Regions from separate parts of the Homo sapiens genome. Here region 1 is linked to region 2. The links are chromatin loops, found by intact Hi-C in ENCODE. Cell type or tissue: heart right ventricle. All regions are shown on one strand. Links, peaks and the distances in the headings refer to the core of each region. The heading gives the core; the rest is flanking DNA.

What was found. Hi-C counts contacts between places; a loop is a spot of excess contacts. Peaks named below come from ENCODE experiments on the same cell type or tissue, not always from the same donor. Only the 100,000 strongest peaks of a DNase experiment are listed, where the experiment ranks them.
Region 1: a loop joins it to region 2, with 6 times the contacts of the local background. A loop is called at or near these places in 3 of 110 quality-filtered maps.

Annotation. Positions count from the first base shown.
Region 1 is chr13:37,529,221-37,545,335 of GRCh38, reverse strand. It overlaps LINC00547 (long intergenic non-protein coding RNA 547), which reads right to left and starts at 10,396. Exons shown (of 5, transcript NR_040244.1): 1 at 10,372-10,396; 2 at 9,485-9,521. In heart right ventricle, for the core only: no CTCF peak of the experiment used is centred there; no DNase peak of the experiment used is centred there.
Region 2 is chr13:37,478,740-37,494,854 of GRCh38, reverse strand. LINC01048 (long intergenic non-protein coding RNA 1048) reads left to right here and starts at 10,071. Exons shown (of 4, transcript NR_125762.1): 1 at 10,071-10,150; 2 at 10,310-10,385; 3 at 10,462-10,570; 4 at 13,128-13,391. It overlaps LOC124903159 (a long non-coding RNA gene), which reads right to left. Exons shown (of 4, transcript XR_007063761.1): 4 at 4,022-4,428. In heart right ventricle, for the core only: no CTCF peak of the experiment used is centred there; no DNase peak of the experiment used is centred there; H3K4me3 peaks cover 594 bases; H3K27ac peaks cover 4,310 bases.

The DNA of each region.
Region 1 (16,115 bases), core at 4,360-12,359, 49 kb before region 2:
TGAAATAGTCAGAAAAAAATGAAGAAAAAAGGATAAAAAAGAATGAACAAAACCTCTGAGAAACATGGGATTATGTAAAGAGAGCAAACCTGTGACTCACTGGCATTCCTGAAAGAGATGCGGAGAAAGCAAGCAACTTGGAAAACATTTTTCAGGATATCGTCCATGAAAACTTCCCCACCCTTGCTAGACAGACCAATATTCAAATTCAGAAAATGCAGAGAACCCCTGTGAGAACCATCTCCAAGACACAATAATCAGATTTTATAAGGTCAAAATGAGAGAACAAAATGTTAAAGGAAGCTAGAGAGAAGGGGCGGGTCACCTACAAAGGGAAGCCCATCGGGCTAACAGCTGGCCTTTCAGGAGAAACACTGCAAGCCAGAAAGAGATTCAGAGCTTATATTCAGCATTCTTGAAGAAAATAATTTCCAACCAGGAATTTTGTATCCTGCCAAACTGAGCTCCATAAGTGAAGGAGAAATAAGATCCTTTACAGACAAGCAAATGCTAAGCAAAAGCAAATGCTCACCAAACCTGCCTTACAAGAGGTCCTGAAAAGTGCACTAAATATGAAAAGAAAGGATGATTACCAGTCACTAAAAAAACATACATAAGTACACAGACCAATGACACCGTAAAGCAACCACACAAACCAGTCAACCTAGTAACAATACAATGATGGGATCAAATCTGCACATACCAATATTAACCTTGTATGTAAACAGGCTAAATGCCCCCAATTAAAAGACACAGAGTGGCATGCTGGATAAAGAAGCAAAACCCAATCTTACACGCAGTGACAGCATAGCCTCAGAATAAAGGGATGGAGAAAAATCTACCAAGCAAATGGAAAACAGAAAAAGCAGGGACTGGTATCCTAATTTTAGATAAAACAGACTTTAAACCGACAAAGGTTTTTTAAAAAGATAAAGAAGAGCGTTATATTGGGTGAGTGCAAAAGTAATTGCTGTTTTTGCATTGTTGGAATTTGCCATTTGGTATTGGGATATATTGCCAAATAAATGTGGTTATGTTATACATCATTTTAATGGGCATTTCTCGCTTTATGGTTTTTTGCTAATGACTTATTACTTGCTCTTTATGTTATGTTTATTTTAGGCTATGGAAATGATGTTAGACTAAAAGAAAATGTGAGCGATTTTCTTATTCAAGTTCAAGATGGGTCATAAAGCGATGGAGACAACCTGCAACATCAACAACACATTTGGCCCAGGAACTGCTAACAAATTTACAGTGCAGTGGTGGTTCAAGAAGTTTTTCAAAGGATATGGGAGTTGACAATGACAAATTGAGAGTGATCATCAAAGCTGATCCTCTTACAACTGCACAAGAAGTTGCTGAAGAACTCAATATTGACCATCCTATGGTGATTTGGTATTTGAAGCAAATTGGAAAGGTGAAAAAGCTCCATAAGTACCTGCTTATTGATGCCTCATGAGCTGAACAAAAATAAAAAAACTTGTCGTTTTGAAATGTCATCTTCTCTTATTCTACACAGCAACAATGAGCCATTTCTCAATTGGATTGTGATGTGTGACAAAAAGTGGACTTTATACAATAACCAGCAATGACCAGCTCAGTGGTTGGACGGATAAGAAGCTCCAAAGAAAGAACTTCCCAAAGCCAAGCTTGCACCAAAAAGAGGTCATGGTCACTGTTTGGTGGTCTGCTGCCAGTCTGATCTTCTACAGCTTTCTGAATCCCATTGAAACCATTACATCTGTGAAGTATGCTCAGTAAATCGATGAGATGCACTGAAAACTCTATCGCCTGCAGCCAGCACTGGTCAACAGAAAGGGGCTGATTCTTTTCCATGACAACATCTGAATGCACATTGCCCAACCAACACTTTGAAAGTTGAACAAATTGAGCTATGAAATTTGCTTCTCACCAACCAACTACCACTTCTTCAAGCATCCCGACAACTTTTTGCAGGGAAAATGCTTCCACAACAAGCAAGATGCAGAAAATGCTTTCCAAGAGTTTGTCAAATCCCAAAGCACAGATTTTTACACTACAGGAATAAACAAACTTATTTCTCATTGGCAAAAATGTGTTTATTATAATGGTTCCTGTTTTGATTAATAAAGATGTGTTTGAGCCTAGTTATACTGATTTAAAATTCATGGTCTGAAACCACAATGACCATTGCACCAGTAATGGTAAACGATTCAATTCAAAAAGAATACCTAACTATCCTGAGTATATACACACCAAACATAGCACCACCCAGATTCATAAAGCAAATTCTTAGAGATTTATGAAGCGACTTACATTCCCACACAATAATAGTGAGAGATTTCAACACGCTACTGACAGTATTAGACACGTAATAGAAGCAGAAAATTAACAAACATCCAGTACCTGAACTGAACACTTGACCAAATAGACCTAATAGACATCTATAAAACTCTCTACCCCAAAACAACAGAATATACATTCTTCTCATGGCTACATGACACATACTGTAATATAGACCACACAAAAGGACATAAAACAATCTTTTGCAAATGCCAAAGAACCAAAATGATACCAACCATGTTCTTGGACCACAGCACAATAAAAATAGAAATCAATACAAAGAAAGTCACTCAAAACCATACAATTGTATGGAAATTAACCTGCTCTGGAATGGTTTTTTGATAAATAATGAAATTAAGGCAGAAATCAAGAAATTATTTGAAACTAATGAGAACAAAGATACAATACACCAGAATCTCTGGGACACAGGTAAGGCAGTACTAACAGGGTAATTTACAGCACTAAATGCCCCCGTCAAAAAGTTGGACAGATTCCAAGTTAACAACCTAACATCACAACTAGAAGAACTGTAGAAGCAAGAATAAACTAACCCCAAAGCTAGCAGAAGACAAGAACTAACCAAAATTAGAGCTGAAGTGAAGGAAAGTGAGATGTGAAAAACCATACAAAAGATCAATGAATGCAGGAATTGGTTCTTTAAAAAATTAGTAAGATATACAGACTGCTAGCTAGACTAATAAAAAAGAGAGAAGATCCGAATAACACAATTAGAAATCAAAAGGGGGACATTACCACTGACCCCACAGAAATACAAAAAAAAAATATTAACAGAGACTACTCTGAACAGCTCTTTGCAGACACACTAGAAAATCTAGAAGAAATGGATAAATTCCTGGACACATGCAACTTTCCAAAGCTGAATCAGGAAGAAATTGAATCATTGAACAGACCAATAACGAGTTCTAAAGTTGAATCAGTAATAAAAAGTCTACAAACCAAAAAAGCCCAGGACCAGACAGATTCACAGCCAAATTCTACCAGATGTAAAAGAATAAATAACTGGTACCATTTTTACTGAAACTATGCCAAAAATTGGGGAGGATTAATTTTTCACCAGCTCGTTCTATGAGGCCAGCATCATCCTGATACACATCAATTAAAAAAAAACTTCAGACCAATATCCTTGATGAACATTGATGCATAAATCTTCAACAAAATGCTAGCAAACTTAATCCAGCATCACATCAAAAGCTAATGCATCATGATCAAGTAGGCTTTCTTCCTGGGATACTAGGTTGCTTCAACATACGCAAATCATTAAATGTGATTTGTCACATAAACAAAATAAAAACAAAAACCACATAATTATTTCAATAGATGCAGAAAAGACTTTCAATAAAATTCAACATTCCTTCATCTTAAAACCCCTCAACAAACTAGGCATTAAGGGAACGTATTTTAAAATTATAAGAGCTACCTATGAAAAACCCACAGCCAATATCAAACTGAATGGGAAAAAGCTGGAAGAATTCTCTTGAAAACAGGCACAAGACAAGGATGAAAAGTCCAGTGGTATCAGGAACACATGGGCATATACATGAAGACTTTAAGAGTGTCTTAGTGAAGAGCCTGCCTTCTAGTCCTATTCTCCTGTTTGCTGTATTTCTTTTATTTTTCCGTTTTCCCTGAATCTGGCCTTTGCTCCCATTACTATCCTTTGGATCCTTATGATTTGCTTTTTAGACTATGGCAAGTTTCCCAATTGGACTTCCTACTTAAAGTGTCTCTTGGTCTTATTTCATTTGTAAAAATTCAATTCATTTTTATTTCTAAAACTCAGTTCTGATAATGTCACTCCATTGCTCAGTGACTTTGAACACTTTCACTTAACTATAGAAGAATGTCTACACTTCTATTCAGACATTTAAAATGCCCTTGGAAAATTAATATTAACTTAACCTCATTCTAAGAGTTGACAAATACTGTGTATGCTGACATAAATTTTATTACTCCCCATTTCCTAGATGAGCTTGGTATAATATTTCCGATGTTTCTTTCCTCTTTATGTTGAAGACTCCACTCAAGTCCCACGTCGTCCCAGGCACCCATGTGGATATGCCCAGACAAACCACCCCATCCTCTTCTGATCTCACAGAGTGCTTTGGTGAAACCTCTCTTTTGTCACATATCTTAGCCAATCTTGTCTCTCTCCAGAATTAGTTTGTTCAGCAAACATGAAGCTGTATTATCATGCCATCTTTCCTAAAAAATTTTAGACTTTAGATAAAATGCCACATTTTCTTCTCATCCTTGTATCCCCATGGCTCCTAACGTTTCATATGGATTACATTTAATGAATGACTAAAACAAATTTATTTTAAAATTTTATTAAAGGCCTTTCAAATATTTCTCCTGAATCAGAATTGTAGTGTTTCCAATTGTGGCTCCGTCCAATTTCTCTCCATTTGTAATAAACATTCCTAGACAACAAAGCTGTAAACAACACATTCAGAGGAAAAAAAAAAAGTGGTCTCAGAATCTTTTCAAGCTGTTGTCAACTGTACACATCTGGTGGTGGTTATTAGTCACAGGAAAATGCCTAAGAGTTTACAAGTTGTATTTTAGTTAGTTCTCCTTCAAAGTCTCTCCATGTTAGCCAACCATTATTAGTCCCTGACTGTACCAGCCCACTCCATGTACACACACGTCGCTTCCTACTTCAAATCTTCCTGCTTGTTCTTTATACTGGTAAAGTGAGAAACTATAATCAATCCCAGGTTGAACACACTCTGAGAACTCCAGAACTGTATTTTCCCTTCACATGGACATATTGCTTTAAATTCACACCAGATTTTTGTTTTGTTTTGTTAAGGATTATTTGGCTCTTAATAATGTGTTGTTAATTAACTGTTATTGCATTTGGCAAAATGATAGCCCCATTATGAAACTGATCTCCCTAGTGCAGATCCAACTCTAAATACAAGTTACTGATAACTCATGAACTTGTAGAGTTTTACTCTTCAAATACTGCAATTAATACCTATTCTTAAGCATAATAATAGATTCTTGTCACATATATGCACAGAGTACACCAAAGTGCTTGGACACAGAATTCAGAATTATTCCAAATTTATTGTGGTATGTTATTTCTCTCAATTTCATGAGTCATGACATATAGGAGATAGAAAAAGTTAATTTAAATGTTATGTTCTCACATCATCTAATTGGATATGACATATTACTATTTTTAGCTGCATTTCTCAGCTTTTATATTAATGTATTTATTAGGATCCATTAGCTTGCAAACAACAGAAAATCAACCCATAATAAATTGAGCAAGACAATAAAGTGTTAGTTTATATACAACTAAATACACTCAAATAGCTGATAGATGTCAAGGAAGAGCTGCACACCACAAATTTAGGAATTGGGACTGGGGATTCTATCTCTTTCTAGTTAGATTTTTGTTTTTTTATTTTGTTTTGTTTTGTCTCTGTATGTTCCTAGGGTATGGAACATGGCTACTGATAATCTCAGTCCATAAACCCTAGATGAAAATATTGTTTTATATGTCAATGCCAAAAAAAGGGAGAGCAATTGATCTTCCACCAGTTACGTGTTCACTCTTTGGACCAGTCATTCTGGCAAGAGAATGTGGTGATAAGAATGCACATAACTTACCAAGACCCAGATGTCTCACATAAAACAGCTACTGCAGTGCACAACAATCTGTAACATGTTGAGGACTTCTGTGTTAATGTCATGAGAGGCGGTGCATGATAATATAGGGAAGTAATTAGGAGAGTCCATTGTTTCATGGAGATAGTCAGGTTTGGATGAGCAACAGGGAAGCTTAATAGTGTGATAGTATTTTAACATATATGGTTAGGTAAAACTCAGTTCTTAGGTATCAAGTGGGTTAATAATAGTTCAGATATTCTCTCAAGAGGTGAAATGTAGCTGCCTCCTCATCTGTCACTGTAGATGTGTTCCCCTCCTATGCAGCAATAACCTCTTTACCTAATGCCCCTTGTATCTGCCTTCCCTGCTTTTTTAAACAGTTTTCCTTGATCCAGGGAAGGAAATGTAAGTCATAAAATTATTCTAATTTCTTACTCTCTTATCTTTTTTTTCTTTTTTTGGCTGGGACAGAGTCTTACTCTATCACCCAGGCTGGAGTACTGTGGCACAATCTCAGCTCACTGCAAATTCAACCTCCCAGGGTTCAAGTGATTCTCCCACCTCAGCCTCCAGAGTGGCTGGGACTAAAGACACATGTCACCAAGTATTTTTGTAGAGACAGAGTTTCACCATGTTGCCCAATCTAGTCTTGAACTCCTGGGCTCAAATTATCCTCCCACCTAGGCCTCCTAGTGCTGAGATTACAGGCGTGAGCTACTGCACCCAGTCATATTCTCAAATCTTTTAAACCAAAATTTATTCTCTTAGAACACAGCACTCCTGAAAATACAAGTAGCATATGAAGTAATGAAAATACAAGTAGCATACATCAATTATGAAAAATCATCAAGTCCTTGTTTAGTCATTTTTATAGCTGAGTATCCTTTATTTATGCCTGGGTGATCTAAAAAGCTCATTGTTATCTATTTCTTTTATTTTTTCAGCTCTAAAATGTTTTAATGGAATATATAATTCAAAGGGGAATTATCTCTCCTAATTTAGAAAGTACTTGGAATTTATTTTTAGCAACAGTCACCCAAAACATAAGATTTAACTTCTTATCCAAAGACAAATTTCTGAAGAACTGCTACATCTATATTAAGTCACAAACTGAGGTGTATACAAGCTATTACCTGCTTAGTAGATTACTATTGTTTCTTGCTATACTCCAAATGTTCGTGTCCTTCTAAAATTCATGTATTGAAATCCAATCCCCAATGTGATAGTATTAAGTGGTGGGACATTTGGAAGGTGAGTAGATCATAGGGATAGGGCCCTTGTAAATAGGATTAGTGCCTCTGTAAACTCTTGAGATCTTTACAACCAATCAAATGGATATATCAAATAAGTTTTTGAACACAAGAATTTACAATTCAAATAAGAAAATTTAACTAGAATAGCTATAATCTGTTCATGTATAGCCACACTGATATTTTTTGGAATTATAAAATTAATTAGATTAGGCCGGGCACGGTGGCTCACGCCTGTAATCCCAGCACTTTTGGAGGCCAAGGCAGGCAGATGACGAGGTCAGGAGATAGAAACCATCCTGGCTAACATGGTGAAACCCCATCTCTACTAAAAAAAAAAAAAAATACAAAAAAATTAGCTGGGCGTGGTGGCAGGCACCTGTAGTCCCAGCTACTGGGGAGGCTAAGGAAGGAGAATCACTTGAACCCTGGAGGCAGAGCTTGCAGTGAACTGAGATCGTGCCACTGCACTCCAGTCTGGGCGACAGAGCAGGACTCCATCTCAAAAAAAAAATTAATTAGATTAGGAGACAAATTAGAGAGAAGAAAGAAGATATATGGATACCCTGAAGAACTTCAGTAGCTGGAGATTAGTAAGAAGAGGAACATCTAGGACAAGAGATTGAGACAGAGAAGCAAAAGAGATGGGTAAAAAACCAAGGTCATAGTTTCAAGGGAAGCAAATGTTTCCAGAACAGAGTGAGCCAATGATGGCCGAAGTACATCCACTGATTATTCCAATGTAGATGTCATTATGGGCCTTGGCAAGGGAAATATTGGGAGCAGAATCCAAGAGTGGATTAACAGATAAAGGAAAAGCAAGACAATCACAGCAGTGTAAATTTTGAGAAATTTGCCTTTGAAGGGAACAGAAAATGGGAAGTACTTGGAGAGGGCTAAGGAATCATGAGAGGTGCTTTCTTAAAGAAAAACATATGAATATTTTTATTGAAATAATTCATTAAAATATATAAATTATAAGTATTACATGAAGCAAGATACTTCATGTTATAAACTGTTCAGGAAAATTTTCTGGGTGGTAGAGTAAAAATATATCTAAAATATCTTATTAAAATCTTCCACACATCCAGATGAGGCAAATATGGACTCAATATTTTGTTTCCATAATCTTTTCTTCATTAACACTCTCATGATTTTTTTTTACCATAATTTCTCACCTGGATTACTGCATGCTATGGTTTGAATGTGCCTTCTCCAAAATTCAGGTGTTGCTAATGTGAAAGTATTAAGAAGTGGGGACCGTAAGAGTTGATTAGGCCTTGAGGGTTCCTTCCTCAGGAATGAGATTAAAGATCTTATAAAAGAAAGAGACTTTATACAATGTTCAGCTAGCTTGCTCTTCCACCTTCCATCATGCGAGGTCACAGCAACAAGGCACCTTGGAAGCAGAGAGCAGCTCTCACCAGACAACTGAATTTGTTGGCACCTTGATCTTGAACTCTGCAGACTCCAACATGGTGGGAAAATAGTTTTCTGCTCTTTATGAACTACTCACTTTCAGGTATTTTCTAAGACACTACATTAGTGTCTAATTGCCTCCAGCCTCTTGCTTCTTTGCTATCAATAATTTTTCAAAATCACAAATATGATGTCTCTTATTTAAAGTGTTCACTTTATCTTTTCGGGATAAAGGGTGAACTCCTTCCTCCAGCTCTTTATAATCAGCCTCAATCTCCTAAATATCTTCTCTCACTTCATTAATCATGCACCATTTTTCCAAACTACAATAATGTATTCAATATATCCTGACTCTTTCCTTCATACTTTTGCATATTCTTAGAATACACATTTGCTTAAAATGTTCTTTGCAACAATCTTCAAACTCAAACCACACTCCTAAATACATACACCCTCAAACATAAAATCCCCTTTTATAACTAGTTAACTTACAGTCATCTTTCAACCCTCAACTTAGATTTCACTTCTTCTGATAAGTTGTCTTAACCCACAAATTTGTTTTAGAGGCTGTCTTCATAAAGTTCATTTTACCATAATAGCACTTATCCCACTGTATCATGTCATTTATTTTTTTATCAGAATTGAAAGAAACTAGAAGTCTTTGAGGCAAGTGTAATAGTTCATGGACCTTGTAGCTCCAGAACATACTGCAATGGCTGGCAATTGTGCTGAACATGAGATATAGCAAAATACCTGGAAGAAACTTGGAAAGAGTGTTGGAGAGAGAAAGGAAAAGATTTACAATTTATAGAAGTTTCCCAAGTGAACTTCAATTCTAATATGCTCACCTGTTTGAGAACTACTGGTCTTGGTGAACATCTATTCCTGGGAAGCAAAAGGAAAAAAATACTTCATTATTTTGTTTATGAGCCTGAAATCATACCCAATTAAAATAATACTTTGTTTTTCTTAACATAGCGTCTGCTAAGAATTGCAGATGTCAAATTTTGGCACATTTGCAATAAACTTACTAAACAGAAATTTAAAATTCATTACTTGAATCAGATAGGAGATTGGAAGAAAATAAAAAGTAACATTAATGATAACCATATTTTCTTCAAAATAAATTCCATGGTTTTTAAAAACAAAAACAAAAAAAAACAAGAAAAAAAAACGTTATTCTATATGGTTTGGCTAATCCAGCTAGAATTGTGACTGCAAGTTTTGAAGTGGTATATTTTTACTGTTAAAGAAAAAAAAAGTCTACGGCCGGGCGCAGTGGCTCGCACCTGTAATTCCAGCACTTTGGGAGGCTGAGGCGGTCAGATCACGCGGTCGGGAGATCGAGACCATCCTGGCTAACGCGGTGAAACCCCATCTCTACTAAAATACAAAACAATTAGCCAGGCGTGGTGGTGGGCACCTGTAGTCCCAGGTACTCGGGAGGCTGAGGCAGGAGAATGGCGTGAACCCGGGAGGCGGAACTTGCAGTGAGCCGAGATCGCGCCACTGCACTCCAGCCTGGGAGACAGAGTGAGACTCCATCTCAAAAAAAAAAAAAAAAAAAAAAAAAGTCTACAGCCTTCAACCATTAAATAATACAGGAAAAAACTAGAGAAATTCTTTTGCACAATTTTATATATACATTTTCAAAACTGATTTGGCTTAAAAAAATCTGCATTCTATTCATGTCGGCTTAGTAAAGTGTTTTCCTTCTCCAGTCACCTATCTATACCTTCTTCTATTCTTTCCAAACTAACAGTAGGCAACAGAACCATCTGCCTGCTATAAATACATTCAGAAGTTATTCCTCAAACTCAGATTACCATTTAAGGGCAAGGGAAAACAAGGAGTATATTTAAACTTCTCATTCTGATTTGTTTATAGGTCATGAACTTACAGAACTTGATTACTTGATTGTCATTTTCAGAATTATTTGTCATAATGCTATGCTTACTAAATAGTTGGTTTTTGAGAGAACATACCATCTTTTTATAGAAAAACAGAATAAAACCACAGTAAAATATTTAGAATTTTTAACATCTTTTGAATAATATAATTCTAGAGCTACGATTTTTAAAATGAAGCAAATTGAATTTCATTTTCTCCTGCCTTTCCACTTTTGAAATGCATCAATGAATTCGTCTGTAATCCACATCTCAGCTTGAGGCCACCTCATTTATTTACCCAACTCTGTCCTTCTCTCAGTCCCCTTCCATATCTAAGCCTTCCTGAATCTCAGCCCATACTCACATCACATACTCGGATCTGAGCCTATTCCTAAGCCAAGCTCAGACATAATGAGAAATGAATTGAGGGATATCATGTTTGATACTCTTTAAAACAGATGTGTCATAATGAGTCAGATCCAAATCACAGAACTCTCAACTGCCGCCATGATGAGATTGCATTATTCCACAAATGACAACAAATGAAGCTTTCCCCCAAGAATGTAATTGAATATAAAAAAAAATAGTAACCATATGGAAAATAGTTTTCTCATTACTGGAAGGAAATTAAGGAAAATTGAAATTATTAAAATTAAATTCATAAAATAATTTTCCTAAAACAATTTCCTCTGGCTAGATACGTATTTTTGAAATACTTGTTTTGGATTGTGATTTGCTTTTATTTCTCCTTTTATATGTTTGATATTTATTTTTTAACATTATTTATGGTCAGGCTTATTTGAGACATGTAAGATCTTCATTTGGAATATTTAGGCAAACACAAGCACTTTTAAACTAAGTTATTCAAACACCCTGGTTTTTTTAAATCCTATTTTTTTGATCAAAATTATACTACATCTTTATCTGTGACACTTAATGAAGTAAAATGGACAATTGGAATAATTATATTAAAAAGTCGAGACTAAATCCAGTTTTCTGTTTCATTGGTACTAAAAGAGCAAGAAAAAAGAGTGAAAAACAAAAAGCAGAAGAAAATGCATTAGAAAATAGCACATTGATCTCCCTATAAATAACTATTGGGTAAGTTCTGCAAAGTGTTTTCTAACCGTGGTTTGTTTTTTTTTTTCAGTATGCAAGGACAACATGTAGACAGGTTTGAATCCCTTTTTCAGTTATCTGAAAAAATAACCATATTGCTTTTGAACATCCACAAATTAAATGAACCATTTTAAAAAAAGCCATTCCATTCTGAGATCTTTGCTTTGGGATCAAGACAATCTAAACATTAGTTGATACTATCTGTACAGGGTTACAAATTAACCACTTTCAAGTTTCAGAGGATATGAACTAGTATACTTAAGCCAAACCTTGAGAAGATGTGAAAGACTATATCGATAGCCATCGATGTTTTCATAATACACACATGAGAAAGACAAAAAGCAAAAAGTCTAGAAACTATATCAAGAAAGCCAATACCAATTGAGGAAGTGTCTGGCTTTAATACAGAATAAAGAAAAAGAACCCGCTAAGAGTTTACAATGCAATGGCACATCATAAGTTACTGCAGTATAAATAATGCATCTCTACCATATTCCATTTCTGAAGAAAAACAGATTTTTTTGGTAATAATCTGTCTTAGTCTGTTTTTTGCAACTATAACAGAAGACCACAGGCTGAGTAATTTATAATGAAAAAAATGTATTGCTTCACAGTTCTGGAAGCTGGGAAGTTCAATAAAAAGGTGTTGGCATTTTGCGAAGACTTTCTTGCTGTATCATCTCATGGTGCAAAGGCAAAGATAGGGCAAGAGAGAAAGCCAAAAGAGATTGAACTCCCCCTTTTTATAACAAACTCACTCTTGCAATAATGGCCTTAATCCATTCATTCTGGCCTCCTGACATAATTGTTTCTCAGTAGGCCCTAACTCTTAACACTGTTGCATTAGGGATTAAGTTTCCAATGCATGCTTTTTGGGGACATATTCAAACTATACATAGTCTGCAATTTAATTGTAGCTATAAAAGTGGAAGCAGCAAAATAATCTTTGTTAATAGAAAGCAAGTTCATCTATTGGAATGGGGTTAAGAGTCATCTATTGTCACGTAAAAGGCATTGGGCAGACTGTCAGAAAACAGTAATGGGTATTTAGAAGAATCACAGAGATAATGGCAAAGAAAGCTGCCAATTTCTTGAAACAGCTAAAAACTTAGAAGCTGTAAGCCTTATTTTCCCAAACTTTGACCTCTTGCAATATAGTTGTCAGTCATTTAAATTCTACATATAATTTAGGCATAACAGTAATATTTTATAGTTAATATTCATTTATATCAACCAACGTATTTACTTTTTTTTTTTTTTTGAGATGGAGTCTTGCTCTGTCACCCAGGCAGGAGTGCAGTGGCGTGATCTCTGCTCACTGCAACATCTGCCTCCCAGGTTCAAGTCATTCTCCTGTCTCAGCCTCCCAAATAGCTGGGACTACAGGTGTGTGCTACCATGCCCAATTAATTTTTGTATTTTTAGTAGAGATGGGGTTTCACCATGTTGGCCAGGCTGATCTCGAACTCCTGACCTCAGGGGATCTGCCTGCCTCAGACTCCCAAAGTGCTGGGATTACAGGAATTTACTCTCATTTTTTCTTTATTCTCTCCCGCTCTTCTGTGTTTTGAACATTTTTTTTTTGCCTAAAAATATCCCTTCATTTATTTTTTTTAGTTCAAGCTGAATGCTGATAAACTCTCTTCATTTTTGTTTGTCTGAAAATGCTTTATTTCACCTACAGTTTTGAAAGATAACTTCACAGTATATTAAATTATAATTTGGTAATTATTTTCTTTCAACACCTAGCAATGTCATTATATTATCTTCTGGTTTTCAATGTTTCTCTTGAGAAATTAATAATTTTTGTTTCTTTAATAGAAATACATCTTGCCTTCAGACTGCTTTTAAGATTTTTCTCAGCCTTTGGTTTTCATTGATTTAATCACTTTATATGCAGGTGTGGTTATCTTGTTTAAATACTCTGGGTTTCCAGAGCTTTGGATATAAAGGTCGATATCTTTCAATGGTTTGGAGAAATTCTTGGATGTTTACTCCTCAATGTTATTTATGATTTATTCTCTCTTTTTTTCCTGGCACATCAGTAAGATGTATGTTACATTATTCTAATAGTAGAATAATGTAATGTCTGATATTTTAGCTCTGCTCTGTGGTTTCCATGCTTTTTACTCTCTCTGCTTATATTCGGTTATGTTTTATTGTTCACTTTTCCACTTTACTAATCTTGTCTTCTCATGCACCCAATTATTACAGGACCAACAATTTCCTATGTCTGCTGTGTAGTAACATACCAATACACTGAGACAGCAGAGTTTACAGCAGAGAAAGAGTTTAGGTATCCAAGGGCAACTAAGCAAGGAAATGGGAGGAGATCCTCAACTCCATGTCCCTGAGGAGTTCTGGGGTCAGATTTTTAAGGGGATTGTGTAGAGTGAGAGGCTGGAAAATCGGGTTCATTGATCAGTCAGGGTAAGGGGGATAAAATCTTCAGCATGTGGAAACTACATTCTTTGGTGAGTCAGCTTCTCACGGCATCCTTCAGACCAGCTTATCTCAATAGTTTCACTGGTATTCAGGACTTGAAAGAATAACTGAAATGGAAAACTTTACATTTCACAATATTCAAGTTGTTGTCTATAGGGCAGTTAAGGTGATCTATGACCTTGTGACAAGGTTTTCATGCTTCTGGGACAGTAGGAAAACAACTATGAGGAAGTGGGTCCAAGAGCAAGCTGACCTAATAATTAATGGTGAGTCTGCTGTAAGCTTGGCTTATCTTCATTTATCTCCCTCCCTTCCTCCCTAAGTTTATAAAGTTTACAGAGGTAATTTCACAATCTACTGATAAACTCATCTATTTACTTGATAATTTTAGATTTTTTTACTTGCGGAGTATCAATTTGATTCATTCCATCAATAAACATCTAATGATATTTTATACTCTCATTTATTTTATACAACTTCTTCTCCATTTTCTTGAATAACTTTCAAACATATTTCTTAAATATATTTAAACATTTATTTCAAAGTCATTGACTGCTAACTACAACATCTCTATTACCTGTGTCTTTACTATTGTAATTTTTTTTATTTGTTATTTATTTTTTCCCCCACTGGTAATCACACTTTTGTAACTATCTGATTATTATAGATATTTGTTCACAGGACAAACACTGTATATAAAAAAAAAAACCTCAGAGACTCCATATGATGTTATATTCCACCAGAGGATTTCTCTTTTTATTTGTTAGGCAATAACTTGAGTTGCTGATTACATCAATTAAATCCAAGGATAAACTATCTCCAGATTGGCTTAGAGATTTAGTTCGGATCTATCTACTTCCAAGTCAACACTATTGTTCTAGCATATACCGCCTTTGTTTTAGAAAAATAAATTAGCAAGTAGCTATCTCATCAGTCTCCAAATTCTGCAGAAGATTAAGCTCTGAATAACAGATTTCCAGCTCAGCTTTCCAACTTCTTACCAATATGGCTTCAAAATCTGGCAAATATTTTGAGGGGAAAATTGGCAGTGAGATTCAGGCTGTCCTCCTCTCCTGTAAGGTTGGCTTCCTAAACTATGTGAAATTGCCAGAGATCTCACTCTGCTTTTTTAGAAGGCTAATCCCAACTCCCTCACCTTCCACAGAGACCCAGATTCAGCAAATGACCCTTGGGTAATATCAGCCTCAGGTTTCCAAATTATTATTCTAGTTGAACATGACCACTAAAATTGCTACTTTAGCTTCCTCTCCTCCCAACAGAAGCTGTCTGTCAGAACTAAGCTCAACCATTAGCTTACCCACTAAATCAGCAAATAACCCCTGGGGTGGGGGTGGGGCAGGTGGGGTTGAAAATCCATTAGAGCACAGACAGTTCTTCACTCTCTGGAACACTAGGTCATCCCGTGATCATTCTTTATAAAGTTCTCTGTGGAAAATTATTTATGTAATTTATTTAGGGTTTTGTGTGTGTGTGTGTTTTAATAGAAATATTGCTCTGATGTCAGCTGTTTCATCTTACCAAGAAGTAGAAATTATCTTTCCAAATGTTTTAAGCTTTGAAATTTTTTGATCCTGACTCTGTGATTTGTATTATCAAACCAAGCTAGTAAAAATTTATAATTTTTAGTGTTCTGAATATTTAATTACATTTTATCAAATATGCCACATCAGCCTTCAAGATCCGTATCCATCCTCCTTCTAAGGGTGCCTCCACATGCCCTCTGCTGTTGGTAATCCTTTCCAGTTTAAAACATGTATTTATCCTGGAAACAGTTCCAAAGCTTTCGGGATGTTCTCATTAGCTCATAACAGCCAGGAGGAGGGAGGAAGGTTTATTGTATAATTTGGGTGATTAAGATAGCAGAAACAAGAGAAAATGTCGGAGTTTGAGAGTTAACAGTGCTAGAAAAGCAGATTAAAGCCTCTGTGGAATTGATAAAAAGCTAAGAGCTAAATGAGAAACGAGATAAAGAGGTCTTACTGGCATAGAAAAATAAGATTCACAA
Region 2 (16,115 bases), core at 3,176-11,175:
ATTTGCTTGGCACCCCTTAGTACTTCCTTCATCAGTAGTCATAATCAAAGAAAAACGGAGACAACACAAGGAAGAGAGGATCAGTAAGCACTGAAATCTGACATAAATGAAGTTTTGGTGCACAACGTTAGGTAAATAACTCCGAACAGCCAAGGTGTTGACAGACATTAAGGGGAACATGGTGATGGAAGAAGGAAGTGTAAGTCTCAATTCAGATCTCACAGAGAACTGTAGAAGCAGGTATAGAACAACTCTGTGTTCTACAATTTAACCATTGGATTTTTTTTCTCTTCCTTTCTTCCCCTGCTAATCCATATGCTAAACATCAAGGATATGTAGCATTTCAGATCTCAGGTTGGAGTGTTCTGGAATATATCCACACTGGCATCACCCAGTGAAGTTAGCATAACAGTTAAGACTGTGTCCCCTGTCTTCTACCTAGCTCCTAGCAGGCACTCATAGCTCCTACCCTCCCTCGTTGGTTTTTCTAACCTGTCCATATCTTTATAAATGGTCCTCCTATTAAGCTGCCCTAAGAGAGCTGATTTGAGTGGACATCTCTTTCCTGCCAGGACCCTAATTGGCAAAAGAAAAAAAATACATGGTTTGCATCTGAAATCAAGTGAGTTTCTTAATATTTCATCTTTTATTAGAATTAGCCATATGATACTGACACAGCTGGACAAATATGGGTCTCTCCTACAAGGGCAGGGTCCTTGCTCCATGGCACAGAGCAGACCTATGCGCTTGTCCTGTATTCTTCCTGTTTCCAAGAAAAGAGTAGCTCAGAAAGAGCCGCACAGGACATGCTCAGATACTCCTAATCTTAACAGTGAAATAATTCATTTGGAGAAAGGAATAAGAGGTGGGCAAGAGACCAAGAGCGTCAACTCTGGGGACAATTCACTGCATGGAAAAATGAAACCAGAGAAGTGGAGACTTTCCCCTAATAAGCCAAGTACACAAGAAATCCTATAAACCAATGAGAAAAAGATAACATGAAATGAAACTTCCCCAAGGATATGAAAGGCAGTTGACAGAAGAGCAAATTTGAATTATCAGTTATGTAATTCCTAGTTCAACATGCTCATTCACTATTCCACTTATTTTTATGAGATCATATTATTAATGAAAGTTAGTTTTCTATTTGGTGTCATACTAAATTTTTTTTAATTGCCCAATGCAGTCACAGGTAACATACAAGTCAGTTCCAAACTTTAACCTATTCTGTCATGGCTTAAACTTTTATCTTCTTAATTTAGCAATGACCTTCCCCTATCCCTGACTATAATCTTACTCCTAATAATGAAAGTAATATAGGGCTTTCTATATGCCAAGCAATGTTCTATGTGCTTCACATGTAACAGCTAATTTAACCTTCACAACAATTCTGTGAAGGGGATGGTATTACTCTCATTGATAGAGGAGCAAATTGTGTGTCCAAAGTCAGCTGGGATTTAAACCAAGGCAGCACGGCCCCTGAGCCATGATCTTAACTATGACATCATATTGCCTCTAATTTACAACTCATTCTTGGCTTGAGCAGCATCCAACCTGTTTTAATAATTTTTCCCCATGACTTGAGCAGCATAAACACTACTTCAAGTACAAAGAAAAATACAAAGTCTCTGATGATAAATTTAAACTATGGTCTAACCCAATGTAAATACTATGAAGAAAAATTGTAGGCATTGGATATTTAATTGTAAGACAACAGATACTATGATGTAGAGCCAACATTTGCCTCTATCTTTGAGTTCTCCCAGTGTTTGGGAAAGATTTAGAAACACTTCGTGGCTATGGGAAGGGGAATTCCAGACTGGAAATTGAGTTTGGACCCAGCAGCCTATTTAAGGAGACAGAAGTTATGGCCTCTACAAGATTGCCCAGGGAGATAAGTAATGCAGACCAAAAAAGGAGCACTAGCTCTCAATGCTGGACACCACCAAACCTGTGAAAGCATTTCAGCAGTCAACCAAGACCACAGGAATGTGGTGCTTCTTCCCACGACAAAAGATGATTATGTCTTAAGCAAAAAAGTCAGAGGTCCTCAATATTAGTACTTAACTTAAAAATCACCTTTCTCTCTCTTAAATATATTTACAAATTGCATTAAAATTGGCGAGAGAGAGAGAAAAAAATATTGAAAGAAGAAAAGAAATAGAAAATGTAGATTGCCACTACTTTTTAGAGATATTTGGGGGAATTTTCAGCAAAGATGATAAAAAATCCTCTTGTAAAATGTAAATTTTAATTTACATTTTAATTTTACATTTAATTTTCAAGACAAATTAGGTTCTTATTAGTCTTGTTCATTATTCTGAGTGTCCTTATTGCATGGAAGAGTGCCTGGCATAGAGACACTCCATACGATTTGTTGAATGAATGAACAAATGAACCAGGTTTGGCAGACCAGGATCCACAAAGTAGTTCTATTTTTTTCTTAAACATAAACCTTACCCCTTTTTGGCTAAAATTTTTAGGATTTTGTGGGTGAAGATGGTATTTTGAACCTAAAAATCAGCCTGATCTCAGCTGATCAAAATGTTTTCATAGATGCAAGACTTCTGTTTTCTTGCCAAGAATTATTGTTTCTTTCTGTAAGTCCAGTGCACATACCTTCTTTTTGCATCAACACCCTTAGGCCTATTTTAGTTTAACAATGAGAGCTTCACCAGTAGAACACACACACACACACACACTCTCTCTCTCATTAGCTGCTAATTAACTAGCCCTAGGCTCTTAATCACTTGACAGAAAAAATAATAATCAATCTATTTACAGATTCACAGATGCATGTGTTTATTTGTGGAAATGTCTGGTTCCTCCTGCCAGGGCAAAAGTTCCACTTTACAAAATGCTTCTTTAATTTCACCCTTGTTCAGAGACAGAGAAACCCTTCAAGAGCCAATATACATCTAAGGAGCCATCCATCAGCCAAGTAAATGAGAAACTGAAAGCTTTTCAGGGCATTAATTGAAAACACCTTGGAATCAGCACAGAAATACATTCGAAAGTGTCCTCTCTAAAACCCGAAGCCACTGACTACAAGCATATACTAATAAATCAAAGCCATATGCTACACCTTGTCTATAGTTTCAAAGCGAACTGTGTGTTGTGTCCTCACTTTCTTCTCAGAGGCTTCCCAGGGCCCTGTCCATCATGTCCTGGCAAGGCAAAGGTAGGCACCAAGGGTAAGAACCCATTCATGTTGGTTAATGCGGCTTCTAAATCAGGTGGTAAGCTAGTTAGTGTGGGCATGATGACTGGCACAGTGCCTGGGGCAGAGCAGTACTCTCTGTTTCTTTCACTCTTACTATGCCCATTTAAATACAAGTCACTCTCTTTCCCAAAGCCTCCTGTTTGAATATTTTAAAGTAATTATAAGATTGGAGTTAAAAGTCAATGTTTTGATTTCTCTTGATTTTGTTTTCAGCTTGTGATAGGTTTATTAATATGACTAACCTGAGTTGGTTAAATATTACCTGAATATTAAGATGAATGTACTATTTAATTATATAGTTCAAATGGGAGAGGAAGAAGATTAATTTTGCATTATTTCTTTCTAACTAACATGCATTAACCTTATATTAACACTAATACTATAACAAATACTAGCATAGCATCCTCCTTAGTCAAATTTGCCTATTTATTTACCTTCAAATATCTGTGCCTTTGCTTGTGTCTCTGTCTTGAATGACTTGAAACCTGATCGCTGTCTTTATCTTCCAAGGAAAATGCATGGGAACCGGCAATATGACCCCAGTCCACAGTACATTACCAACAACTCTCTTCTACAGACTGTGTACTAAACAAACATATGTTACACTCATTTTTTAAGAGATTCTTAGGTACTCTATTATCTGCGTAATTAATTGTACAGAGAATGTTTGGTCCACTGATGTTTTACTGATTATTTATAATAATTTATAATAAATATAAACATGTATACATTTATATTTTTATATAAATACTATATTTATAATTATATACATAATTTATAAACACAAAAAGCCAGAAACATGATTCAATATGTCTTTAATCACTGACCCACTTTTCTTAACGTGGGCATTATACTAAAGGTTACATGGGATTTCAAGGAGGATCTTCAGACAGCGTGGAAACTGGATAGAAGCAGTCGCTTGAATGATTCCAACATTCTTCAATAAGATACTATCAGATATTTTTGTAAAATAGAGCTGGCGCCTCCGTTTTTAGATCTTGATGTCTGTGTACAAGATGTCTAAACTTTTCCGGGAAAAAAAAAAAAAAAAACAAAAACAAAAAACTATACAACATCTGGAGAAAAACTTGGAAAAGCATGATACAAAACTAAAATTCCACCAGGGAATATGTGAAAAAAACACAAGAAGTTATCTACTTCAAAGTCTCTTCCTGTTTCTTACAGTTGGTGATCTTTGAAGCTGCCTGCAAATGAACACATCATGCACATAAGTCAATTTCTTCTTAAGGCAACCAGTTTCCATTAAACCTCAATTGAACAAGAATCCTTGCCAATTCATTGTTTGGCAATGAAGGGAATGATTGTGGTGAAAATCACAGGATATTAAAACAGAAGTTATTTTCAGCAAAATCTAGACTGGCACTTATTTTTAACCCTTATACCTAGAAAATAATATGAGATCAAAGTTTACAATGTATTAAGCAAAGCCTACATAAAAGTTATTGATGATTGATGTTTTACTGCTATAGGTGACCCCATAGAGATACATTTCTTAAAATTCTTAGAGTTTAGTTACAGGATAATAATATCAATGAGTTTGGAGAAATAGGCTTCAATTCCTGCTTTCTGAATTGTTATTCACAACTATCCTCAACTACAGAATTATGTACTGTGATGGAGGAAATTGTAACAAGATGGAAAAATAAAACAAAGTCCCTTTCAGAGAAAGCCTTGTGCATATTTAGAGGAAAGATTTCGAAGCTAAAATAAACCAATTATGATGAAAAGGACTTCCTGACTAACAAAAGGCTGTGAAGAAATTGCCCTGTATATGAAAAGATGGAGGATTTGAGGTTCTGAGGAAAAATAAGAATGACAAAATAAAGGATCCAGTAAGAAGGGATACAGAGTGACCAAAGGGAGGATAACGAAAACCAGCAGTTTTGTTATGATGGCAGTGAGAACTTGCAGAAAATAAAAATATTTAATGAGGACAAGGTTTTGTGGTACATGGTTTCACCCTCTCTCTTTCTCCTACAGAATCTTCATTTAAATCTGTATCATTTTTGGTTTAGTGCTTTGTTTGAGCAAATTTAAAGTGAAAAGACATGAAAATGTTCCTATCCAGCTATACAAAAAGGAAAAATCCACCCCAGTAAATGCAGAAGCCACGGGTTAATAGTAAAAAGCTTTAATCTGGGTCACAGTGAAATGAATCTGATCAATCATCATAACATTACCTTCCCTTTGATACATTAATTGATCCTCATGGTATAATTTTTCTATAACATATTTATGTTTCTATGTTATCAATATGCCTTTAGGCACACACATATACATGCAATCCACTTTAATTTTTTAACCTTTTTCCTTCTTGTACAATTCAGTAAGACTATAACTAAAACATGGAAGATAATAATATACCTCAAGCCAAGCATACATTTTGTATGAGAAATTGAAATAACTAAGGCAGCACGTTTTAGTCTCAATTATCTGAATTCTTTCTCAATTTTCATTTTATCCTGTAAAAGAAGAAGGGGAACAGACAGAAGACAGTTGTAGACTCTCTGGGGGTACTGATCTCACCTCTTCTTTATTTCCTGGGGAAATGCTGCTTTTGGAAGTGGCTTCCTTTTCAGCATTAATTTCTTATTTATAATGTGCCAATGAGTCTTGTATTACACTTAATATGGGAAAAAATACAAAATAAGCACTGTGCAGAATATTTGGCAAATGAAGCAAAGAAACCATTTTTTTTCTAGTGTCTCAGACAGGAACTGAATGAAAATCACATTCTTTATACTAATAGTCACCAGAGCTTCAAGATGAATAAAGATTTAGGAAAGTAAAAGATCCACAAATAAATAGACACTACATTCATGTAAGAAAACTATTAAGTAACTATCCTGGACTTCCAAATAGCATTCTGCCATAGAAATGTTTAACTTCCTTGATGCTATCACAAGTAAATAAATAAATAAAAATTTTAAAAACACAAGCTTTAAACATAGCTTTCTGAAAATATAAAATGAAAGGAAATAGCAAATTCATTTTCTGATAGACCCAACATAAAAACCAATGAGTATAAAATATGGAACATTTCTACCTATAAATGGAAGTTAATTTGAAATAAAGGTAAAATCAGTTAAAAAGAACAAAATTATTAAAAGTTATGGGAGACATACTTTATTATCAAAAAATGTGTCAAGCTTGAGAGTTTCAATTCATAACACTTGTATTTCAAGTCAATTATGTATTATAATATTTAAAAAGGCCAATGAGACCTTCAGGAGCAGTGAAAAATTACAATGTATGAAAGAAAGAAAATTATTATCCTATGTTATGTTGCTGAACATTGTGTTAATCTTCCCTCATATTAAGATAGCTGTGGGCAAATGGAGATGTAATGAAATGTTAGCAACTAAGATGGTGTGGGACACTACATCACATGAAGGGAAGTTGACAAAATAGGGTGCAGAACCTGGACAGAAGACTTAAGCAAAAGCTGAGGAAAAGAGAGGGTAGTTTTCTCCAAGTGTCAGAAACACTGTTACATGAAAGAGTTACACCTGTTCTTCTTGTCTCTATAAAGGGGATCTGGGATCCACATAAGAATGTTTCAAAAGTCCAAACTGTGTCATCATGGAATGGGTAGTCATGTTAGACCTCTTTTGCTTATAAGTAGTAAAACAAAAAGAGAAAAAAAGAGAAAGGTATTAACCACACAATTGAGAAACCCAAAGGTGGAGCTAGCTCTAGGAACAGAGGATTTAGAGGTTTCAATAGCTGCCATCATGCTGTCCATTTCTGTTTGGTTTTTGTCTTGTGTTTGGTTTCTTTCTCAGGCAGTCTCTTGATACACAAGAGCAAAGAGGGCCTCTGGAAGCACTGGGTTTACCAGAGTTTGCAATCAGAAAAGAAGAAAGTGGCCCTTTCTCCTTCATCTTCCACTTGACAGGTGTGATGGAGAACCATGACTGGTTCCCAAAGTGGTCACTTCTTGGACCAGTGACTGTAGATGGGGGATGGATGCTGTGAAAGGCCTACCCTAGGCTATGCGTCTGCCCCTAAGAGCCCGGCAACCATAACTGACATCAACAGAACCACTCTGAGTAGAAGAGAAGGCAATGAGGAGCTGTGAAGCAAAAACAAACAGGCAAAACTAAACTAAACTAAACTAAAATAAGAAAGGATATGTACCATGGCTGCTTTGGAAGGCAATGAATTTCTCATCACTGAAAATGTTTGAGCAGAGGTCTAATAACAATTTATAGATAGAAGGCCACAGCACCCCTTCTGAACTGTGGGACAAGTTCTCCCTCATTTACTTGTCCAGCACTTACAACACAGCAGGCCATATGAATAGCATGGTGCACAAAGTAGACAAGATCCCTGCTTTGCAGTAGCCTGTAATCTACGGTCTCTAGTCCATAAAAAGAGAATATGCTTGTCACACAATATGAGTGTGATTAAAAGAAAAGATGTATGTGGAAACTGGCCGTTACCGAACACTATATGAATATCAGCTATTAGAGAGCACACTTGCTATGTGAACACTGGCGTGGGTAGAACAAGCTCTAATTCCAACCACACCTCTTTGGGGAAGTTCATTGTGTGAGTTGAGGTAAGTCACTACCTCTTTGTAAAGCTCAATCTTCAAATTCGGAAATGAAATGAAAGTGGGTGTAAACTCACTCATACATTCCCAAAAACCCAAATAAATTTAAATGATGAAATAATGGAACATTGCCTCCCGGATCCTAATTCTTAAAGGTTCCTTAATACTACCATTTTATTGTTTGAGTGAGTGCCAATTTTTCCTTTAAAATCTGTCTATTCAATGAAGGCAGCCTAAGATATAAGAATTCACAATTAATCTGTGGAATTCCATGATTCATTTTGAGTGAAAAAAAGTGGTCAAAGTGGACAGCTAATCTTTTTTATTGTTTTTTTTTTTTGGTTTTTGGGGGGTTTTCTTGGTGGAGAGGCACTTAAGATATTGGGCAGGATGAAAAAATAAAAAGTTGCTCACCATTCTCTTAGGTCTTTAGATTTGCCCTGGTTGTTTCACTTACAGTTTTTCCCAGACACATGTGCTATGTTGTGAAAGCCCCTGATGTATGATAGGAAATAGCAGGATTAAGAGAAACCTCTAAATTAGATAGCATGTGGCACAGCCTAGTTTCCAAACCATCTGAACGGGAAGGTCGGTTTGGCAGGACTCAGTATGCCCCACATAGGACTCTTTACATCTTTAAATCAGCCACTGGCCAAAGGGAAATTTCCCTCAATCTCCAAAACATTGATGTCATATCAGTATTCACACTCACTTTCACTTCGTTTTCAAATCCGAAGGTCGAGCCTTAGAGGAAGTGAATTACCTTACCACAAGAATAAACAGAAAATAATTTGCAGAAATTTCCTCTTCTCCGAGGGAGGCAAATAGGATGTAGAAACCCTGCTCAGCTGACTGAAATGAAAAGTGCAGGAGCAATCGCCAAAAATCTACTTATGTGAGGACATTTAAATTGCATGAGCAACCCCATCCCTAAGTAAGGACAAGTGCTTGGGAATTAAACACCAATAAAACAGCAAAGCCCATTGTTTTTCCATGTTCAAAGATATAAAGGAGGCTTCTGAGTCAAAGGTTGTTTATTTGATAGGGAGTAGGGGATTGAGATATTAAGTGTATTGTTGACCAGTGGAGTTGGCAGTAAGTTTTGGTGTTTTGAGGTTTTGTTTTTTTTTAATTCCCAGGTTTCCATTACTGCATGCTCCAGTCATTTGGCAATGAGTAGCCACAAATCACTTTGTAACAATAAATGAATGTCTTGTCTAAAGTCTGCTTGTTCCTTGCCTGTTTGCATTATTCTCCAACACAACATTTTTTTCTGGTGAGAGAGGAAAGATGTGTGTGTACATGCGTGCGTGTGAGAGTGTGTGTGTGCACCCACATAGGTGTCTATATTCCATTCTGTTTTGAGGACAAGAAAAGAGTGATAACTCAAAAACAAAAGCAGTATCCTTTAGTTTTTCAACAGTTTCTACAGCTCAAACATTTCCAATCATAAGTGACCCTACTTCTTTTTTGACAGAGATATTCTATTACTTCATAGCTATGTTTTCAAACTTTTTCCTGACCTTGCACACACAGAACACACAAGGCTGCTCCTGGCTGGCAGTGATCAGCTGCAAAGGTGCTCCTCTGAGGGGGATTGGGCAGGGCATCCGCACTTTGATTTCAGATACTGGGAAATGTCAAGCAACTCCTTCCAAAGGAGCTAGGGTGCACATTCTTTCTCTGAAAACCATGTTGCTAATATGATCACCTTACAGACTTGCATCCTCTTTCTCATTTCAAACACATTAATTATCCATATGTTTGGAGTGAAGTTCTTTATGGTTTACCACAAATATAGGCTGTATGGTTTTCCACAAATATAGGCTGCCCTGAACTAGGTGGACCCATTCCTGTAAGTTGCTGGATCTCTCTCCAGAGGCATTGTCTTTGAGGGGATTCCATCCTGTATAATTTTGCTGCATTATTCTGCAATCAGGAAACAAGCAGGTGGCTCTCAAGTAAAGAACTGATGCCTTACAGATTCATAGGACTTATTTCAAAATCAAGTATCAGGAAAAAAGGTAATATTAGGTAATTTTGACCAAAGAATCAGCAATTCAATGACAAATACATATAGGGATGGTGATATGGTTTGGCTGTGTCCCCACCCAAATCTCATTTTGAATTCCCACATGTGGTGGGAGGGACCCGGTGGGAGGTAATGGAATCATGAGGGTGGGTCTTTCCTGTGCTGTTCTCATAATAGTGAATAAGTCTCATGAGATCTGATGGTTTTTATAAAGGGGAGTTTCCCTGCACAAGCTCTTTTCTCTTGTCTGTCACCATGTGAGACATGGCTTTCACCTTCCATCATGATTGTGAGGCCTCCCCAGCCACATAGAATTGTGAGTTCATGAAACCTCTTTTTCCTTATAAATTATCGAGTCTCAGGTATGTCTTTATCAGCAGTGTGAAAACGGACTCATACAGATGGGTATTGTGGTTTTAGGATTTGTAACAGGAAAGAACTAGTGTTTGCTAAACATGGCCTGTCCCCTGCCTAGGTGTCATGAGAGCCACCCTTCCCAAAGTAGCACTTGTGAGCAGAGGTGATCAGAGGGCTTTCTGAAGAGTGAGGAGGTGAGGACACTGCATTTGTTGGGCAACACTGTATTTGAGATTTTTTTCTTTCTAAGTTTTTGTTTGTATACACTAGTGACTTCAGAGGGCCAAAAAGAAGAAAAGGGAGTGAGACAGTCGTTAAGACTCCTAATCCCGGCTTATTTTTACTGCTTCTCAACACAGCATTGCAAGTGGCTGATTTGGTAAGTATGAATGCAGTAGACAAAAATCTCTGTTCTTAAAGCATTCTTGCTAATGTCAGAATATTTTCTGAAAGCAGTTTTGGCCCATGAAGCAAATCAACCTACAAAACTGAGGCTGTGCTTTTTCATGGCTTGTTCATTCTTGCTGCCTCATTCTTGTGCTTTCTCAAACTCTTATTACATAAAGCTCAAGATTTCAACAGATTTTACTCATAAATTATATCATACTAACTTGGTTCATTTTGAAGGTAAAACAGACTTAGTTAAATAACATATTTCAAAGTTGATTCTGATCATTTAAATGTTTGTGGAAGTCCTCCAATTATTTATTTATTTTTTTTTATAGAGTCTTGCTCTGTCACCCAGGCTGGAGTGCAGTGGCATGATCTCGGCTCACTGTAACCTCCATCTCCCAGGTTCAAGCAATTCTCCTGCCTCAGCCTCCCAAGTAGCTGGGATTACAGGCACCTCCCATCAAGCCTGGCTAATTTTTGTATTTTTAGTAGAGACGAGATTTCACCATGTTGGCCAGGATGGCCTCGAGGTTCTGACCTCATGATCCACCCGCCTCAGCCTCCCAAAGTGTTGGGATTACAGGCGTGAGCCACCGCCTGACCTGAATTTTTTTTTAAATGACATTACCATTTGTTGCTTTCATTGTTTCCCTGGGAAATGATGTTCTTATATTTTAAAGATGCTGGTCAAAACTTGAAATTGCTTTCACTTCTTTTTTTCCAGCTGAGTGCTTCCAGAAATAGATTATAATCCACAGTGAACCCTTAAATGCCTCTTTAAAAAAATTGACTACGACTTTATTCCAAAAAATTATGTGGCCACTGTTATAAAATTTTGACTAAAAAGATGTATAAATAACAAAATGCTGATAGTAAATAGTTGTGCCTTAAAAATATGAAAAATAAAAATGTATTTCACACACACAGAGTTAAACCAAACTAGAATTGGAGTGAGCTGTGTCTGTCATCATTTAAGAAATAAGTAAGAAAATCTTAATTACTGCTTATTAGAAAATCTCATCACAAAATATTATTTACTTACAGCTCATTTGAAATACTCATAGCTGGAGACAAACACAACTCTCATTCTAGTTCTTTGGACTTTAAAACTGAAAACATCTGAGAAGAAAACCCTGCTGGCTTTCTTCAAATGTCACAGCAGACTTAATTGCTTTCTATAATTAAACAAAAACCAACTCATTAGACAATCTGTGAAACCAGCACTTATATGTACTTTCAGCAAAGTTTGTGTGGAACAATCATTAAACAATTAGTTAAGTTTCTCTCTTGCATGGCATCCGCACACATGGACAAACACATAGGTATACAATGTACACATGGTTGTACAAGGAATGAAAGGTATCTTTGTGTGAATATTTATAAAGTTCCTTTTTAGAGAACCCAGATTTAATAAAATGTCATGTGCAGTAGAATATTTGGAAAGGCCCATATAAAAAAATCAAAGGGCCTTATTTTCTCAGGTGCTTTCACTGGCAAGAAAAAGAGCTCTTTCTAAATGTTCAGAGGTATACAGGATTTGAGTTGAGAAGAATTTAAATAATCTCCAGCTTTTGATATCATGGTGAAATATAACATTCTCCTAAAAATGTTGCTGAATATAATTGCCAAAAATATGACTAGACTCAGGATGAACAGTTGTTCCGAATATGGATATTCTTATTTTCTAATGCGGAAATAAGAGAACATTAAAATGTTGTGAAATGTATGGGATGGAATATCACTTCATCAGTGCATACTATTGGGTTGAAGTTTCTGGAGAATACTTTGGTATTTGTGCCAACCTCAGACTCTTTAGTGAAGCACTTGTTTTTTTCTTTTATTATTGCCATGGTTTTCAGGTTATTCTCCTAGCTAATGATGGATGCTTCTTTCCAGTATTTTTGTATATTCCCTTTTATGTCTCCTAATCATTCCCCAGTCAGTTTAATCATTATCAGTTGCTATTGGGACTGTGTTAGTTCCTGATTCTATCAAGAAAAGCCTTTTCTCTTTGCCTATTTAAGAGAATTATTTACAATTTATAATCCATCATCAGCTGTCTAATTAGAATACTTGATTTTCCCCACCTTACTTCTTCACCCCCAAAATCACCTGGTCTAATGTAGTCTGCAAAACAAAGCATTCATCACTTTGAGCCCACGCTGGGCTCTCTCTGCAATGTCCTTCCAAAAACATTTCCTTTAGTCAAAATGACTGATTCACTGCAGCTAAACACACCCATATGGCCTGCCTCAAATGCTGACTTTAATAAATTGGCCAAATGAAACATTGAGAATGTCTATATAGTGAGAATACTAACATGCACTTTTTAACAAATGACTGGAGTGTGGTTTTATTGAAAATTACACTGGTAAAAAGAGAGAGATACAGGAAGGGAGTGTGTGCTCATGCATGGGTGGCCATGTTTCCACGGAAACACTTGTTTACCTCATTAGTCCATTCTTTCCTTTCATAGTAATAGAGTTTTTATCTAGATCACATGACCTCTCAGGATGGAGACTATATTTCTGTTTACCTTGCAGATGGATGTGGCACGTGACCAAGTTCTGGCTAATGAGATGTCTGAAACTTAAAGTGGAAGAGATGTATCATCTCCTTTTCCTTGCTCCATCCTGCTACCTGAAAAATGGATGTGGTGACAAGCCCTGGAAAACCACAAGGATGAGAACAGCACTGGAGAGATGGTGCAGCGCATGATGCAATTGCCTAGGTATCTGATGGCTGAGTAGAATTTCTCTCCTCCGACTTTTACATGGGAAGGAAATAAAACTCTATTTTGTTTGAAACTCTGTTATTTTAGGTCAATGTTTTAAGTAGCTGTAGCCATGTACTAATTCTTTCCACGAACAGCCAGGTTTCGCATGATAGCCTTCAGACATCTGAGAGTCACGGCATACACAGTTCTGATAACCTCATGTTGTTATTGCTCTCAGGAACTGACTTGCACTTTGGCTAAACCATCTGGACCTTCAAGCTGAAAACTGAAGTCATTGCTTCAATGTTACCCAATGGATTCTATTACTGGGGTACACAAAGAAAAAGGAGATGTAAATGGGCCTGAGGGAGAGTCTGAGTGCTGGACCTGAGTCAGTTCAGAGACATGATCACAGAATCACATGAGACATTTTGCCAAGTTTTACCAGGGACAAAAGCCAAGGTCTCTTGAATCTCAGCCTAGTGCAGGCATCTTTCTCCTGATGTTTCATCCTTCTTAAAGAACTATCAGAAACCAAATCTTTAGTATAGGTACCTAAGATATTTTTCTAGCTTTTCCCTTTTGTTATTTTCTATTTAGCTGTGTTTCTCCTTGTCCGTTCTTTATTTACTAAACTTTCTATTGAATATCTTTTCTACTTAAAACTAGTCCCATGATTCAAAAGCGGCCCTTGTCTGGCCTACATGGTGAAACCCCGTCTCTACTAAAAATACAAAAATTAGCTGGGAGTGGTGATAGGCACCTGCAATCCCAGCTACTTAGGAGGCCGAGGCAGGAGAATTGCTTGAACCCAGGAGGCAGAGGTCGCAGTGAGCCAAGATCATGCCACCGCACTCCAGCCTGGGTGACAGAGCGAGACTCTGTCTCAAAAAAAAAAAAAAAAAAAAAAAGAGGAAAAAAGAAAGAGTGTGACACAATTTATCAAATATCACCTTGATTCTCCAGAAGAGATCATTATCTTCCTCTGTTCAAGGACTTTGTTTTCCTAATGATAATAATTTAACTTGGCTCCCTGCCTGATCTGAACAGCTCACTATATACTCTGACCATTTTCTAAGTACATAGAGAGAAGACAGCTATATAGATTCACACTGTCAAATGCAGCATCCATTGTCTATTTGACAATTGTGAGAGTTTTTTTTTTTAATGGAATCATTTATATTATTTTGGTCCCTGGCTGTATTACATATTCCCCTGTATTATTTGTCTGCAATTATTTTAAGCCTTTACAAAAACTATTTTTCAAGTATGGCAAAACAGTTTTTGAATTAAACTTACAGGCTTTTTCTACCATGCACTGCCTCAAATTCTGAGCCTAAAGAGCAAAATGTTGCTGGAAAAAAATTTATATACCGAGTTGACCTGGCCCATTTCCATTTCCAACCACATGGGAAAGCAGAATTTACTGTTATTATCTTATTAAATATAATGTGGCCACAAGCTACATCTGTTCTTAAAACTGTTCATGTATTGCCTAAGATTTTTTTCTCCTTTATCTTTCTTCTTTCCCAACAGTAACAATCTCATAACTGCTTCAGAGAGAAAAACAAGATGATCAGCTCAAAACACTCTCAAATTCTATTTAAAAATGCCCTCCCTCATTTCTTTTCTCATCCATCTACTCAAAGAGCATTTCCGTCATCTATTAGATATTTATTGAGTATTTGGGCACTCTAGGAAAGAAAATAAGTATTTCTCAATCACAAATACGAAATAAAGGAGTCTCCTATCTGTTTTCAAGGAGCTATAGTCTCTCAGGAGAAAGTCTTCATGTACACAAATCATTAATATAGAATACAGGAAGTTCTGGGTGTCATCAAGAGACATATCATTAAAGCCACTAAAGAAGAGCAGAAACTTGAAAAGTCATAGTCAGTTTCAGGGACTGTATGTGATCTGGGCCCAATGTAGTTACAATTTGAGAAAACAGACATGGGAGGAGAGAGGTTTTCCAGAGGAAGGAAAAAAGTTGAACAAAGTAATGAAGGTAGAAAAGTATATAAAATGTGCAGAGATATCTTCCAGTTAATCTGGCTTCTCTAATGCAGTAGAAATCTGAAGGAAGAGAGTGAGAGAAGCAAATGTAAAAGACAAATTTGGGTCTGTAATATTGGGCTAAATTGCATAGATTTTATTTATTTTGAAATGGTGAGCCATTGATGGTTTTCTAGTAAGTCAGAGGTATCCAGAAACATTAATCTGACAGCTATCTAGAATGAATGGGAAGGGAAAAATTTGAAATCAGAGATAGCTTGGATATTCCCTATACTAACCTAAATAATAGGCAAAGGAAGCCTGAGAGAGGCGTAGGAGAAGAATAGAGGAGATGGATGGATACAAGGAAATGTAGAAGATCCAGGATTTGACAACTTCCTTGGATTGAAAGAGAGAGAGACAGGCATATTTCCACTCTAAACCTGTTATTCTTTTAAATTGATTTCATGGATAACATTGATATTGATTTATGAACCTAAGTTATTCTTTTAAATTTATTTCATAGTGTTGATTTATGCCCTATTCTAATTTCTAAATAAGAAGTTGCTGAAATTTCAGGAAAGTAGTAAAAAGAAAGGCAATTCAAAAACAATACGTGAATTCATTGAGCCAAGCCAATGGCAAAGTCATATTAAAAATACATGATGAATAGTTCCCTTATTCAGTATAGAATAGTAGCTCAGCAAAAGGGTGCTCTGTTTACAATACAAACAATGATAAAAAGAAGAAACATATGCATCAGAGTCAATGAACCCTATCTCAGTCTGCTTCCTGTTGCTTATAACAGAATACCTGAAAC